Linked DNA regions of Homo sapiens: region 2 is linked to region 1. A link is a loop called in an ENCODE intact Hi-C map of the cell type or tissue named here. Cell type or tissue: mammary epithelial cell. All regions are shown on one strand. Links, peaks and the distances in the headings refer to the core of each region. The heading gives the core; the rest is flanking DNA.

Region 1 (8,225 bases), core at 1,802-6,801:
AATTTACTTTAAGACAAAAAGCACCACCAGAGATAGATTGGCAGGCATTCCCGGTGTGACTCAACGTGTCCAAATTCCCTCTTTTTCTGAGGACACCACCCTAATGGCCAAATTGCAACTTAACCATCACTTTAAGGACCTTATCTCCAAATATTATTACATTCTGAGGTACCAGGGATTAAGGCTTCCGATTCATGAATTTTGTGGGGACACAATCAACCTATAATTGGTAATTATAGTAACTCATGGAAAATGCTAATCTTATTAGCTTGAAAATCACAGCAGATAAGTAACAGTCAGTTTTTACTATTTTATATTATATGACAAAAGTCCCCAAGCTCCCTGTTGTTTATAGCACAACCTTGTGTGTCTGTGGTTCCATGGCTCTGTTCCATGTGTCTTCTTATTCTAGGAACAGATGAGGGAAGAGCTTTTAGCTGGGATTGCCATTCCCACACAAAGGGGAAAGAGTGGGGAAAATGTGGTGCATGATTTTAGGAGTTTCTGCTTGGAGGTAGCATACCCATCACTATCATTACTGCTTACTTGGCCAAAGCAATCCCGTGGCTCAACACTAACACTTAACAATTGGCTATTCTGGGCAGGTGTGGTGGCCCATGCCTGTAATCCCAGAACATTAGGAAGCCGAGACTGGAGGATTGCTCGAGCCCGGGAGTTTGAGACCACTCTGGGCAACATAGTGAGACTCCCTCCAGCCCACCCCCTGACCCCATCCCACCCCCACCCATCTTTACAAAAAACTTAAAAGTTAGTCAGACATGGTAACACATGCCTGTGGTCCCAACTAGTAGAGAGGGTGAGGTGGGAGAACTGCTTGAGCCTGGGCGATGGAGGCTACAGTGAGCTGTGATCACACCACTGCACTCCGGTCTGGGCGACAGAGCGAGATTCTGTCCCCCCACCCTGCAAAAAAAGCCAAAAAAAATTGGCTATTCCTTCAACAGGGAAGCACTGCAAGTCAATTTCAACAGCTGTGGCTATAGAATCCCATTACAGAGAAGTAGGAAGCAATTAACTGACAGCAATAATATAATCAGCCACCGCAAGGTCATGGATTTACAGGAATTTGCTATTCATCCACGTTATAAAAGCAAAGACAAAAAATGTGAGTAACAAAATGTTTGCCATGCTTGCAAGAGACAACAGGAGCTATTAGCAAAATACATCGATTAATTTTCTACTTTAAGATTACTTGTTACTAGTGAACCAGAAAGCATGCAATAGTTGCTGTCTACGAAGAGGATTTGCTTGAAGGTTTATCTAGGACTGATTCACCAAAAAGTATTTAATTATAGGTTCAGAAAACTTAATGTTTTCAGATACTTAGAAAATGTTTGACTGACAACAACACAAAATGAGTAAGATACAGGATAATTAACAGAGCCAACCCTTGCTAAAACGATGAAAGTGAACTAGCCATCCACCTACCCACCTCCTAGCCCTACCCCCCAACTTCTCCTCCCATCTCTACTCCCAGCCTTTATTCTCTCCTGACTTCTTCTCAAGTTTAGTGTCATTTCCTGCCTTCTCTAGGCATGGGCACAGACCACTCCCCAATCTCTTCTTATCAAATGTGTCAGGTTGATTTTTGTTTTTGTTTTTGTTTACTTTATATTGAAGTATTGGTACTTGTGACCCCTCCTAGTCTCTGATCTTCCATACTGCCAAGGTAACGACTATCCTAACTTCTAACACCATAGATTTGCTTTGCCTGTTTTTGTATGTGTTCTTTAGTTTCTGGTTTCTTTCACTCAACATTAGATTTGTGGTAGTAGATTACTCATCCAGCTGATGTATAGAAGTCCATCGTGTGAATATACCACAATATATTTACCTATTCTACCCTTGATGGACATTTGGATAGATTCCAGTTTGACGCTATTATGAATGGAGTCACTGTGAACATTCTAGTTCATGTCTCTTGGGGAACTTAATTTATAGATTTCTTTAGATTGAAACCTAGGACTGGAATGGCTGGGTCGGAGGGCATATGGACATTTAGCTATAATCATTTTCCAAAGTGGTGGGACCATCCTACAGATGTTTAATAAGGATTCACATTCATTCATAAAAACCTGAATAGTCTGCACAGTATTTTCAAAAGAAGCAGATCTAGAACCCAGTTCTGATTCCAAGCCTAGTGCATTTTCCATCCAGTAGATTCCAGGTTCTTCTATCCTACTTTCTTCTCCTCAATACTATGCTGCCTTTTCCCTCTAAAGACTCAAGAATGAATAGCTAGTCATTCACGGGGCATTCTCCCCAAGGTACTTGTTGCCTTAAAGAGGGTCAGTGGTAACTCCAAAGAGCTCTAATTGTGGGACTTTCAGGTTTCATAAAAGATCAATCTGTAGAAAGGAACTAGAGAGGAGAGAGAGGGAGATAACTTCAGTCACAGGAAAGTACTTAACAGAGTCAATCAAATCCAAGAGGGCCATTGATCTGAATAGAGCCATTTGTGATGAAACACAATAGAAGATAGGAAGCTCATCTTTTATCATGTGAACCTCAGGGCAAACATGCTAGAAAGCTATTGAACCCTGGCCTCCTCAAATTGATACACAGGAACAAAAGGGAAGCCTCAGATGTCAAATTCTCATGTCTGCGCCCAGGCGGCCAGAAGCAGGAACCGGCTCCTGGTTTCTTGAGGGTGGCCTGCATGTGAGCCCAGGGTGTGACAAAATGTAGCAGAAAAGACTGAGAAGGATGACGACGAAAATGAAGCTCCAGCCTCCTGACTACCCCTCTCAGGTGTGCATCTGTTTCCAATTCCGTATTACAATTAAAGAGAATGATTTTTTATTTTTTTTAATTTTATTATTATTTTACTTTAAGTTTTAGGGTACATGTGCACAATGTGCAGGTTAGTTACATATGTATACATGTGCCATGCTGGTGTGCTGCACCCATTAACTCGTCATTTAGCATTAGGTATATCTCCTAAAGCTATCCCTCCCCCCTCCCCCCACCCCACAACAGTCCCCAGAGTGTGATGTTCCCCTTCCTGTGTCCATGTGATCTCATTGTTCAATTCCCACCTATGAGTGAGAATATGCGGTGTTTGGTTTTTTGTTCTTGCGATAGTTTACTGAGAATGATGATTTCCAATTTCATCCACGTCCCTACAAAGGACATGAACTCATCATTTTGTATGGCTGCATAGTATTCCATGGTGTATATGTGCCACATTTTCTTAATCCAGTCTATCATTGTTGGACATTTGGGCTGGTTCCAAGTCTTTGCTATTGTGAATAGTGCTGCCATAAACTTACGTGTGTATGTGTCTTTATAGCAGCATGATTTATAGTCCTTTGGGTATATACCCAGTAAAATGGGATGGCTGGGTCAAATGGTATTTCTAGTTCTAGATCCCTGAGGAATCGCCACACTGACTTCCACAATGGTTGAACTAGTTTACAGTCCCACCAACAGTGTAAAAGTGTTCCTATTTCTCCACATCCTCTCCAGCACCTGTTGTTTCCTGAGAATGATTTTTATATATTTAGATACTTTCAGTGTCTGGATTTGAATATAGCTGAAGTTAAGGGTACTAATTAATTGTGAATCATTCCGATACTTGAATATAAAACCTCTCAAGCCTAATGTGCAAATTTATGTAAAAACAATGTGAAATTAGAAATGCATTGGCACTTTTTTTTAAGCAGAACTGTAGCACTCTGTCTAGTCAAACAGACTGCTCATTTGCAAGTTGTCTATATGCAAAGCATTCTGCCCCTGGGAGCCTAAAATCTCCTTAGAAAGTCATCTGAAATTTGAGAAGAGCTTTGTTCTGAACCTGCTTTCTGCTCCCTTCACTTTTCTTCCCTGCTTCCAGCACTGTGAGCAAAAAGCCTAAGTATGGATCACACCTGGCCAACCCAGAAGCAGCCATGGCCCAAAACAGGAGGCCTGCCCTGGGAAACCCATTTGAGTTCAAAGGAGGGTGTCTAAATATGCTTGTCTTGAGCCCTGTGCATTGGGCCTTGCACTGCAGCCTTCCAACTTTAAGAGAAATTTCAGAATCCAAATCCTTCCCGCCTGCAGGGCTCAAATTTTCCTTTGCAGATCAGACCTGGTGAAGAGGCTATTTGCCGTTCAATCCTAGGCTAGCTTTCTGCCTTTCACCTAATGTTTGAGGTTAAGAGAAATCAGAAAAGAGAGACCGTAAACTGATCACCACTGCATGGGCATCTGCCTCACCCACCTTTGGGAGTTGGGGGAAGAGCCAGCCACAGGTGCTCAGGTGCAGGTGCCCAGGTGTGAGCGGCTAGGTGCAGATGCTCAGGTGTGGCAGCAGGGAGTGCACTTGGCTCATCTGCCCTGGGGAGGGCCAGCTCCCGACAGAAGTAGGCCAGAGGTCAGTCCCAGGAAATGCTTGGAGCAGCCAGCAGGGTAGGGCCAAGTCATGATACACCTAGGAGTGGGAGGGGAGGCCTCTTTGGATATTACCTGGTTTATCATTTAGCTGTTGGGGTGGGGAAGGAGGTGGGAAAGACAGAAGGCTCTCCCAGGAATTGGCAGGCAGCCAGGTCAGGGACAATGGCAGCCCCCACTTGTGCTAGAAAGGCAGGCAGGACGTGACCACTCAGATAGCCACATCAACAAGTACAAATCACGGTTGCCCTGGAAGGAAATGGCTCAGGTTTTTCCCAGTAGCTCAATGCCTAGGCACCCCCACCTGTGGTTTGGGCATTTCACTCTATTAGCTCTTCTGCTCAGTGGCCCATTCTGCTAGCCACAGCTCACATTTACTCCAGTTATGAAAAAGGTTAATTTTCCCATATTGAGTTTCTCTGCAAAAGCTGCTTTCAGTTGTGACCGGTAAGTTCCGTTGTCACCAATATGGGTACAACTGTTGTCACTCTGCTATTCTGAAGCCATGATACTAAAAGTGTGACCCCAGATCAGTGTCATCGCCATCAACTACAAGCTTGCTAGAAAGAAAACTCTCCCTAGACTTCCAGAATCAGAATTTGCATTTTAACAAGGCCCCCAGGGGAATCCTGTTCACACTGAGTTTTGAGAAGCTCTGTTCTAAGATATTACTCCAATCCCCAGCAAGCCAAACCGACCACTTTCTTCACATAATCAGAACGCTCGGTTCCAGTATTTCCAGATACCAGCCATAGGAAAACACGTTGTTCTCTCATTTCCCTTTAACCTTATCTAAAGCACTCAATTTCCTCAACCCTTAAGTCGTCATCTGTAAAATGGGAGTGCTAATCCTACTTAATTTAAGATGATTAAGTTGAATAATAAATTAGAATTTGTCCTACAAATTGTGAATCATGATCGGAATATTCAATTTTATTATTACTCTGTGTCCTAACTCAATAACTGGGTTATAAACTCCTGAAAACAGGACAATCTCTTCTCTACCTCTTTCTTTATCTTCCCTGTATACTGAAATACAGCGTTCTGCCCAGCATGAGGTCGACTATTTGACATTTACAAAAATCTCTCTTGGAATCCCCCTGCCAAAAAAAAAAAAATCGAATTTCAATTTATGACTCCAAGCACAAAGAGATCCTGTCACTTTGACCTAATTCTCTGAGGTTCATCCCTCTAAATAATTGTATTGTCTCCATCTATAAAGTACTCTGTTACTATGACAACGCACACATAATTGCATGTGTAAGTAGTTGAGGGTGGCTGTGCAAGTCAGACTCCTTTCCACCAGGAAACACAGAAAACATTCTATCTTCCCAAATGTTACTCTCTCAGATTTGCACCAAGACCCTAGAAGTTTCTTAAATTTCCATATACTTTATGGACACTACAAAGCAATTCCAGGAAACACTGATACAGTAGCAAAACTACTGGGAGTGGAAATTGGATGGAGATCTGGGTCCCAGTTCAGAGTCTGACACCTGATTTGCAACATAATTAGGCACAGGGCACTCAACTATTCAGGGCCCTAAACCCTTCTATTGAAAGGGAAATGGGAGAACAATATGTGTTCCTATGGCTCAGTCCCTATAAGATTCTGTACTATTCAGAGTTGATTTTAAGTGTCACTTAACTGAAATTATCCAACAAACCTTCATGGCATGAAACATTAACACAGCTCTTTTTATATGGCATGGTTCCTATGGCTCAATCCCTATAAGATTCTGTACTATTCAGAGTTGATTTTAAAAGTCACTTAACTGAAATTATCCAACAAACCCTCGAGGACATTAAACATTAACGTGGCTCTTTTTATATGGCATGGTTCATTATCATGCCAATAAATGATTAATCGTAACTCTCTGTCTTGACCAATAATTTTGCTGGACTTTTGTGATTCACAACGTGCTCTGTGTTGTAATGCTACCTCTTGAAACTGACATCCTAGCTTTATTGTTTTTTATTACTTCCCTAAGGTGGCTTTCAAAAGAGACACCAAGTGACATATTTTTAGGAGGGGTTTAAAAGTTTGATGGGGTAGAAGTAAACGTTGCTTAACTCAACCAGCAGCAGAGCCAGGGCCCAGGGACCAGCGCTTCTGTGGACTTGGCCTTTCCAGCAGCAGACCCAGCAATGAATGATCCGAACAGCTGTGTGGACAATGCAACAGTTTGCTCTGGTGCATCCTGTGTGGTACCTGAGAGCAATTTCAATAACATCCTAAGTGTGGTCCTAAGTACGGTGCTGACCATCCTGTTGGCCTTGGTGATGTTCTCCATGGGATGCAACGTGGAAATCAAGAAATTTCTAGGGCACATAAAGCGGCCGTGGGGCATTTGTGTTGGCTTCCTCTGTCAGTTTGGAATCATGCCCCTCACAGGATTCATCCTGTCGGTGGCCTTTGACATCCTCCCGCTCCAGGCCGTAGTGGTGCTCATTATAGGATGCTGCCCTGGAGGAACTGCCTCCAATATCTTGGCCTATTGGGTCGATGGCGACATGGACCTGAGGTAAGATTATCTATACCTCTAACTACTGCAATCACCTTGGAGTAATCCTTCCAGAAGCCTATGGCATTCTGAATGTCCAACTGATTTGCCACGCATCTAAAGTATGACTAAGGAATCAAACAGGAGAGAATAAATGCATTCCCGTGCCTTCTAGCACAGCTGCTTAGCTATTGGAATTGGGGGATTTATATTTTGTGTTTGTGTTTTTAAATCTAACTCAGTTAACAGGGAGTTGCATAATTGCTGTTGATCTCTAGGAAAAGATTCAAAGCTTTTTTAAAAAAGTAATCTTTTCCAAACCACAAGCTGCAGCTGAGGAGGTTTATCCTGTTGGTAGCAGGAAAAAAAAAGCAAAATACACTTTCTTTGTAATGATGAGGAGCTCTGGGTGCAATCATAAAATAAAACTGTTTGTCAAACATTAGAACCTGTAGTGAGACAGTGGTCAACTCCATCAAATATAGCCAGTTCTTTGGGCAAACATTTTCCTGGTATAAAACCTAAGGAAGAATTTGTAAATTTGCTTCACCTCTACTGGCATTAAAAGTGGGGGAAAAAGCCTATAGCAGCTTTTTTAAAATTATGCTTACCTTACTACAAAATAAACAGAAAACGTTTTCTCCACTTCCTACAGAGTAATCTAAATTGCAATGTTTGCCCATTTCATCCCGTGCCAGTCTGAACTAGCACTGGAAAAAAAAACTAATAGAAATAAGATGAAGCATTAATGTGACTAGATTGAGAAATTTAATGCTAAAAGTTGAATAGACAAATGTCTTTTTCCTTAGCTCACAATTCCTCATTTCCCTTGAAAGGTATGCATTTCCTTCTGCAAACCATCCAGGTGCTAATGCAACGTGTGCTTATTAAATACTGTACAGTAGGCAATTAGCTCTGTTCATCCCCAGCTACTATTGGCAGAGGAGAGAAGCACAAAGTGTAGAATTGTAAACACTGGATTGATAGAGTACCCAGTGATCAATTAGGAACCTGCTGTCTCATTTCAACTGGTGCTGGTTTCTCCAGAAGCTTTAGAAAAGTCATACAAACCCTATACCTTCATATGGTTTAGTCTTTCACATAAGAAAACACATGATATCCACCTTGCAATTGCTTTTTTTTTTTTAAGGAAAGCCCTATAAAACAACATAGGATGGCAAGTGCTATTCAGGTTTAGTTAATCTGTGAACCACGATATAGCAATAAGGTCTTTTTAGACCTCAATTTAGTTTGACCTGGACACAGGTACACAGAAGTGAGAATTCTAAATGCCAGCACCTGTTACACTGAGAAAAGTGAACTACT
Region 2 (8,225 bases), core at 1,990-6,989, 200 kb after region 1:
TTCCTAAGATATTCAAAGAGCGTTAAATATTTTTCTGTAGCTAAACATTTCATCTTCCTCAGGAGCAACACGACTTCATGGGGCCTGTTTCTAAGTCCTACTATATCTTTCTTTTAAAAACATTATCATCATACAATACCTTTGAGAGGCAAGTTCACAGTATATATTAGCAACTGTAAGAAATATTCATGCCTTTTATTCAGTAAATTCACTTTTAAGAAGATATTCTTTGGCCGGGCATGGTGGCTCACGCCTGTAACCCCAGCACTCTGGGAGGCCGAGGTGGGTGGATCACGAGGTCAGATCGAGACCATTCTGGCTTACACGGTGAAACCCCGTCTCTACTAAAAAAATACAAAACATTAGCCAGGCGTGGTGGCGGGCGCCTGTAGTCCCAGCTACTCGGGAGGCTGAGGCAGGAGAATGGCGTGAACCCGGGAGGCGGAGCTTGCAGTGAGCCGAGTTCTCACCACTGCACTCCAGCCTGGGAGACAGAGTGAGACTCCGTCTCAAAAAAAAAATATATGGGTAAAGCTATATGCCTAATGTTCATCACAGCATTACTATAACAAACTTGAAAATTAAAGGTCTAACAAGTAAACTGAACTAATTATTTAAATATCTTTCATGAAATATAATCTAGTCATCTGGAATTAAGAAAACCACACAATACATAGAAGAAAATATGCTAATAAGTTGGGGGGGAGGATTAGATCTATTAAGTTACATTTAGTATGGCCACAAATAAATGCAGGAAAATTTTTTAACCTAAATGTTAACAACTGTATTAGAGGAGGTAACTAATGAGTAGTTTTAATTCATTTTCTTCATTTTCTAATTTTGGAAAAATAAACACATTAAGTTTTAGAATGAAAAAGGAGATAAATATTACAACAAAATTTATCTGAAATTAAGAAATCACCAGACACTAAGACAAATAGCTTTCCTTTTTGGTTGGTTTATAATGTTTCCAGTAGATAGTCATCCAAAAAACAAAGAGAAACTCATAGAAATGCTGTCTTAGTTTTGTTCATGTTTTTCAAAATTATCCAAGCCTAATGAAAATGGGTTTAATTTAAATATATTATCACAAAAGCTACATTCTCATTTCTGCTAAGTGGTTTATTTGTATGTATGTTTTGTGGGTTGTTTCTAGTGTGGGCGAAAGCTTGTTTTGTGTGAGTCAGAACATACTCACAGATAAAGCAAGAAGTAGGTACCTAGAGGAACTAAAGGTCATACAAAAGGGCTCCTTCCCACAAAAACCTCTCCTACTGATACACAATAATGACTGAACTTCTACCTTTCAAGATTCGTTTATAGAATTTAAAAATATTAGTACTTATAAAAACTTAAATGATCAGAATTGCTTTGAAGACTTCCTTTCGTTAAAAAATGAAAGTAAATCCCAAGGGGTAATGTATTTAATCAGAAACACCTTAGTGTGAAATCAGTTATTAGACTGGTTTTTTCAAAGAAAAAAATGAATATGAAAGGACTCCAAAGTTCAGCCCTAAGAGTGATCATAGAAAATGAAGCCAAAGTCTAACTTTTCTTTTTCTATTTTCTTCTATTCTCTCATCTAAATTATCCTAATTTCAAAATGTCTGCTCTATGCCCCAAAATAAGAGTTAACTGGTCTTTAACAGCTGTCAACCACAGCCTACCCTTCATCCTGAACTTAGGAGAAGGGTCCACCATGATTACCTGCTGGGCATCGAGTTGCTTTAATACAGGAAACAGAGATTCATCTGTCTTCGTTCTGTTCCAGCCGAAATACCGCTGACAAAATATGCATGCAGTTAAGACTTATAAATATTTTGAAAGATATTTAAACAAGTGACAAATAAAAAGGTCCAAAGAACCCATTCTTGATTCCATTCCCTGTATCTCCTAAGATTTTCCTATTTATAAAGATTAGAGTGCTAAAAGAAAGTACTAACAAAATAAATGACTCCAGCATAATCATCTGGCACTATGTTCTTTTCAATTCTATAAAATAAAACATATTTAGCTCTCACTTTAGGACATCAAAGACTTGTGACTATGAAAAAAGGTTAACTGGAATAAAAACAAGTTTCAGATATCTTGCCTATTTCATTAAGAGAAAAAATCAAACGTAGTTGGATTAATTCTAGTGCAAGTTTTGAAACATCTATCCAAATGATTACTTAAATATACACGGAAAGGACAACCAGTAATAAAAAGGACAAGATTAGTCATCTTTCCTTCTTTCAGAATCAATAATATTTAAGTATGTGGTTATATCTATGAATGCTTATCACTGCTTATTCAAACAAAGACCCTCTTTAAAACTAAGGAGAGGGGCCAGATGCAGTGGCTTGTGCTACTTAGGAGGCTGAGGCAGGAGGATTCCTTGAGCCCAGGAAGTGGTGGCTGCAGTGAGCTATGATTGCACCACTGCACTCCAGGCTGGGTGACAGAGTGATACACTGTTCCTTTAAAACAAACAAACAAACAAAAAACAACAACTGAGGAGAGGGAAGAAAGAGTGAAAAGGAGAGCGGGATATTAAGAAAATGGGATTAACGGGATATAAGAAAAAAATGATCCAAGTTTCTCTTCCATAAGTTTTAAACCAAACACATATTTGACAAGGTGTTTCCTTCTCTTTTAAGAAGCAAAGGATATTCTCTAATTTTGTCGAGATCAGGTTTCCCCCACAGAAAGGATCCCTTCGAGTCATCCACCACGGGTTTGAGGTAGGCCTCGGCAACAGCTGGGTTAGGAAAGCCAGGGGTGAGTTGCAATGTCCGTAATTTTTTTTTCACTTTGGTGTCATGAGGATTAGGTCTTATCTTTGGATTTTTTTGAGCTTCATGCCACCATTCTCTGTAAAATAAAGGAAACAATTACTTACACAGCAATGAGACATTATAGTTCATACACTATGGATGAAGAACTAAACTTAGAACATGTAAACTCAAGTTCTAACTCAAATTGTATGCTATATAGAATATTTTATTAATTTTAGTACTATTAGCCACAATGTATAATGATGGCAAACATTTATGGAAGTCTTCCTCTGTGCTTGGCACTGTGTTAAATATTTCACATGCCCAATCATCACACAAGCCATGCCCTATCGTTACCCTCACCTCACAGAGGAGGGAACTGAACTCAAAAATAAGTAACTGGCTCAAGATTTCACAGCTGGAATTGGTACAGTCTTCCTCTAGAGCCCACACTCATAATTATACCACAGAAGTTACAACTTCTCTGGGTCTCTTTCTCAGCAGTAAAATGGAAGTAATGTATCTGTATTATTTACCTCAAATCAAATACAATAATGGATCGAAGAATATTTAATAAAATGTAAATATGCCAAGAAAATGTTAAATTTGTTTAAAAAATCTGTAAAAACAGATACATGTATCTGTTTTTAAAATTTAACATTTTATATATATATAAATACATATGTATGTAAAACAAATAAATATATACAAAAACAGAGATAATAGAACTCTACTTAAAGTATGATTCCAGTTTTGGAAAAAACACATATATGAGAAAAGTAAACAGATACTTAAAATAAATAACACTAACAACTATTATTTCGCTGTGTGCTAGGCAATATTCTACGTGAGCACACAGCCATTCATTTTCTTCTTTATATTTTATTCATTTTTCAATGTTTTCCATTCTAAGCCTAAATCGGCCGGATAAAGACAGCGACACACTCTTGGACCCTCCTCCCATCACGAAGGGGGTCCCTGTGGCCTCCTCTTGAGCAGGGCGGCCATGGCTGACCAGTGTGACTCAAGCCGTGCCAGGCCTAGGGGAGGCCCTCGCCACTTCCTGTCCCCTGGACCTCCTGCTCTTGGCTCCAACATGCTATGAGGAAGCCAAGCTCACCAAGTGTCCACCCAGGCCCCGAGGCCGAAGCCACCTCATCAGCCCCGCGAGCCATCTTAAGGGGTCCTAGCCCAGCTGAGCTGTCCTAGCCGACATGGAACAGAGACAAGACACCCCCACCAGGCCTGAGCGAGCTTCAGAGGCATGAGCAAAATCAGTGACTACTGCTGTGTGAAGCCACTAAGGCTGAAGGTAGTTTGTAATGCAGTGACGACTGACCAGAAACATTTACACAATTAGGAAAAAATAAATGCCATCAAAGTTACTAACATAATCCTCACCAATCTATGTACTCAATGGAACCTGAAAAAACGCCCGCAGCTCAGGCTCCCCCGCTTCACAAGCTTGCTAGTGCAGCATTAGGAACCCACTCAGACCGGCTGTCAGGGCCAGGGTCCGCCTCACCGATGCAGGAGTGCCATCTAGCGTTGGAAATTACTAATTGCGGTCTTCAAAGTATTATAACAACAAAATGCAAAAAGGAAAAAATAATTTTTCTTCATTACTTTTACAACATTCTTTCCAGGAGTGCACTGAGAGAATACCGATAATTCTCCTCTACTTTACTTGCAGATTTTCGTTTTTGAAACTGTAATCATGACTGGCAGTTAGAATCAGTGCACTTGTGAGCTCATCAAGCCAAAGCTATGGTTACTCCTTCAAGCAGGAGGGCCTGGCACTTCACATAAAGATGAAAGGAGGAAGGTGTCTGTCAATCAGCTGAGCTGGGGGAGTGGAGGCAACTGTGATGAAACTGAAGGATTCATGCCCAGTCCAAGGCCTTGGGGTAGGGGAGGGGAACTGCTGTTGCTCCATGCCAGCTATTTTGGGGCTATCCAGAAATTCAGGCCCAGTATTTTCAGCTCTCCTTTTTCCCCCAACAGAATCCATAATTTTGTGTAAAATCTCCCAAAGGTAAATGTTGGTAGCCAATTGAAAATTAAAGCTCAAGAGAAGAATACACCGTGTAGTCCAAACCAAATGTGACTACAGCTCAATTCAACCTGCAGGCCCAATGCAGCCCCACTCTAAGAATGATTCACCAGCCAGGGTGCCCTCAGAAGAGGAGAACAGAAAACAAAGTGAGGCCACATTCTGATTTTACTGGTTTCCCACCATCCTTCCTGCTCTTTACTCTGTATTCATCCTAAATGTCCTGAGCCAGGCAGAGCGAAGGCTGCTCCTATCTGGCATCAACGAGCTGGAGGACCAAAGGCAGAAACTGCTCAAATATGAAAATGATTCAGCAGGCAACAAACGAGCAAAAACTGCTGAACAAAGAAAAGTGGAACAGCATAAACAGGTCATTCACTAAATCAGAAACACAAACCGTCTATGAACATAAAAAATTCACTCTCAATAGTTATCAAGAAACCAAATGGAAAAGTCAGATACTATTTCACTTATTCTAAAATAATCATTAGATAAGAACCCGAAGATTAAGGACACTCAAATCAATGTCTGTTAATACCTTTCTAAAAATAGAAATAACAAAAGACACTTGATTAAACTAGCCCTGATAGACGCAAAAAGATACTACCTGTAGCCATTAAAAACGATATAAATCTATATCATCGTTGATAATAGGTCTTGTTCTAATACCAAATGGGTTACAGGTAAAATAAAAAGTATATAGCATCATCCCATTCTTATAAAAAAAATCATACACACACTCAAATGAGTATACATATATATGCAATGTATATGCATATATATGTGTGAAGTCTAAAATTACATAAACAAATTGTAAACTGTAATCATCTTTTTAATACATATTTATAATTTTCTATGATGTATTTACTTTATTTGTATAATAAAGTTATTTGTAGGTTTTCAAGTTATTTACCTACCATGACGTATGTCTACCTCATAACTCATTCCCGGTATATAAATTTCCTCAACAATAAGAAAATCAGAAAAAGATAAATGAAGAAAGTATAAAATACAACACATTGGTGAGTGTGCTATGACTGGAAGACCATGATCACTACAACAGTTTCGCCGTTCATTTCAGTGATTCCAGTCACTGACTCTTCAGGTCAGAGCATCCTAGCATCTTTCAAACACAGGATATGTAACTGGAGAGAACACTCAAGGATCATTAAATCAGCCACCACCAAACAGCATCTCACGACATAGTGACGGTTAAAAGATGCCACCACAATCTTGTGAATACACTAAAAACCAATGAACTGTACACTTTAAATCGGTGAACTCTGTGGTATGTGACTATATTTCAATTTTTTAAAAAGATGCCATCAAGGACAAAGAAAAAACTACTTTCCCAGACATACTCATAACTCCTACCATCTCAGAATCTTCAAAATGATAAATGTACCCCGAGTATAGCACGACTCTGGGTTCTGGATGGAGCAAGACTTCACCACTGAACACGTCACGGGATTCACATGGTGAGAAACAGGACAGGAGTGCTGGATGTAACATTCCTGGCATTATATTTCCAAGTCGCTTCCTGGCTGACCTCTCTCAGGACACCAAACACACAGACAAGTACAATTTGCTTTGCTTCTCCATCACCTCCAAGTATATGGGGGGAGTCCTTGAGGGTATGGCCTATGCCTTACTCATCTCTCCTTTCCCCAGGGCCAGCACAGTGTCTGACACATCATAGCTGCTCTATAAGTATGTCAATGGATGAAAAGGCAACTTCTACATTCCTGTGAAATCCACAGGACTGGCTTTGTACCCTTGAACTAGGATAAGCCCAGCACCACTAAGAACTGACTCTGATTTCATCATCTCTAGAAAATGGAAAACAACCAATACTTTCTGCTGCTTTCTCAGTGAACCATTGTTCACATGTTACAGCATGACAGTTCATGCTGTAAATAATAGTTCTATTTGCTTATTTGGGTATTTACACAATTATCCAAATTAAAGAAATAAAAGACCTTACGAGAATTTTAGGAGAGGTTCCAGGCCATGCCCAGGGAATTCATTGAGAATTTCCATGGCGGTTACACAACCCACAGTTGGTATTCCTTCGGTATAATCACTTCCAAGCAAATAAGCCAAATTTATTAACTTATTCCGGTCCAATCCTAAAGAGTAACAATATTTTTTAATTTTTATCAAGATTTCTTATATGACATTTATAAACATTTTATTATATAAATCATGTACGTGTGTATATCTATATCTATATCCAACCACCAAAAATATCTTATTATTTGAAAATAAATTATTTTATTCAATGGCATTCTGTTAATATTTTTAAAGTTTCATCCATTCTCATAGCTTTAAATACCCTCTATACGCTGACCCCCAAAGTTAGCTATCTAGCCTGAGTCTCTCTGAACCACAGTCACATATATTCAACTATCAACTCAACACCTCCACTGGGTATCCAATGAGCATCCCCAATTTATCATATCCAAACCTGAACACTTCGTTTCTCCTCCTCCACTGTGCTCCCTCCTTGTCTTACTGAAGGCAGGTCCACTCGACCAGCTGCTCAGTATCTGGAATCCTCCTCGACTTCATTCTTCTCCCACCCCACATTCAATCTGCCTGCATACCCTAGCACACCAGACCCTGGTGGGTTTCAGCTTCTTCCTATTCTCTAAGATTAACCCTTGCCATTTCCTCCCTCCTCCTCTCACACTGGCCTCCTTGCTTCCCTAGAACACAGCCCACAAGCTTCTGCCTCAGCCCCTTTCACTCACTAGTCCCGAGGTATCTATCTACAGTGCTTGCTTCCTATTTCCTGCAGGTCCCTGCCTTGAAGTTACACGAGTAAAGCCTTTCCCAACAACTCTCTGAAACAGCACCTGCACTCTCGATGCCTGAAGTTCACTCTCTCCTCTCCTTTACTGTTATATTTTTCTATTTGGCACTTACCACCAACTGTCAAATTATGATTTATGTATCTGCTTATCATCTGTTTCTCCTACTATTTTACTCTCTGTTCCTTCCCTCTTGTTAAGAACAACTGGCATATAGGAGTCACCAAACATATATTTGCTGGATGAACAGAAGAAGATCAGTGCCAGAAACCCGAATACAGGCCCAGGCGCGGCCTGCTTCCCCTCTCCACCACCTTTTGTTCACTGTGGAGATCTCGGGTAACTAGTCAAAGTTTAACTAAGTCAGTTGATTAACTACCTAAACATACTAGGACTTTAATTCCTTAATTCAAATGTTTAAAATCCTATTCCTCTATATAAGCCAAAGATCACTCATATAAAAATTTGCATAGACCTGCAATTTCCATCAATGCATCAAACTAGTTCCTTGGAAAGAAAACTTCCTAGGACAAACTCTGAAGGTAAATGTCAGAAAGTAATCAAAAAGACTCTGAAGTCTTACCCAATTGATTGTGAAAGTCC

The links. A loop is a pair of places that touch in the nucleus more often than their neighbours do. Peaks named below come from ENCODE experiments on the same cell type or tissue, not always from the same donor. Only the 100,000 strongest peaks of a DNase experiment are listed, where the experiment ranks them.
Region 2: a loop joins it to region 1, with 21 times the contacts of the local background. A loop is called at or near these places in 2 of 110 quality-filtered maps.

The regions. Positions count from the first base shown.
Region 1 is chr13:103,064,568-103,072,792 of GRCh38, reverse strand. It overlaps SLC10A2 (solute carrier family 10 member 2), which reads left to right and starts at 6,376. Exons shown (of 6, transcript NM_000452.3): 1 at 6,376-6,920. The coding sequence starts at 6,544. In mammary epithelial cell, for the core only: a CTCF peak has its summit at 4,316; no DNase peak of the experiment used is centred there.
Region 2 is chr13:102,866,826-102,875,050 of GRCh38, reverse strand. BIVM-ERCC5 (BIVM-ERCC5 readthrough) reads right to left here. Exons shown (of 23, transcript NM_001204425.2): 19 at 8,206-8,225; 20 at 6,794-6,938; 21 at 2,653-2,853; 22 at 1,708-1,792. ERCC5 (ERCC excision repair 5, endonuclease) reads right to left here. Exons shown (of 15, transcript NM_000123.4): 11 at 8,206-8,225; 12 at 6,794-6,938; 13 at 2,653-2,853; 14 at 1,708-1,792. Among named protein-coding and RNA genes, the nearest start is that of ERCC5, 25 kb to the right of the region's middle. RefSeq lists an enhancer at 8,164-8,225. In mammary epithelial cell, for the core only: a CTCF peak has its summit at 4,294 (motif pointing left); no DNase peak of the experiment used is centred there.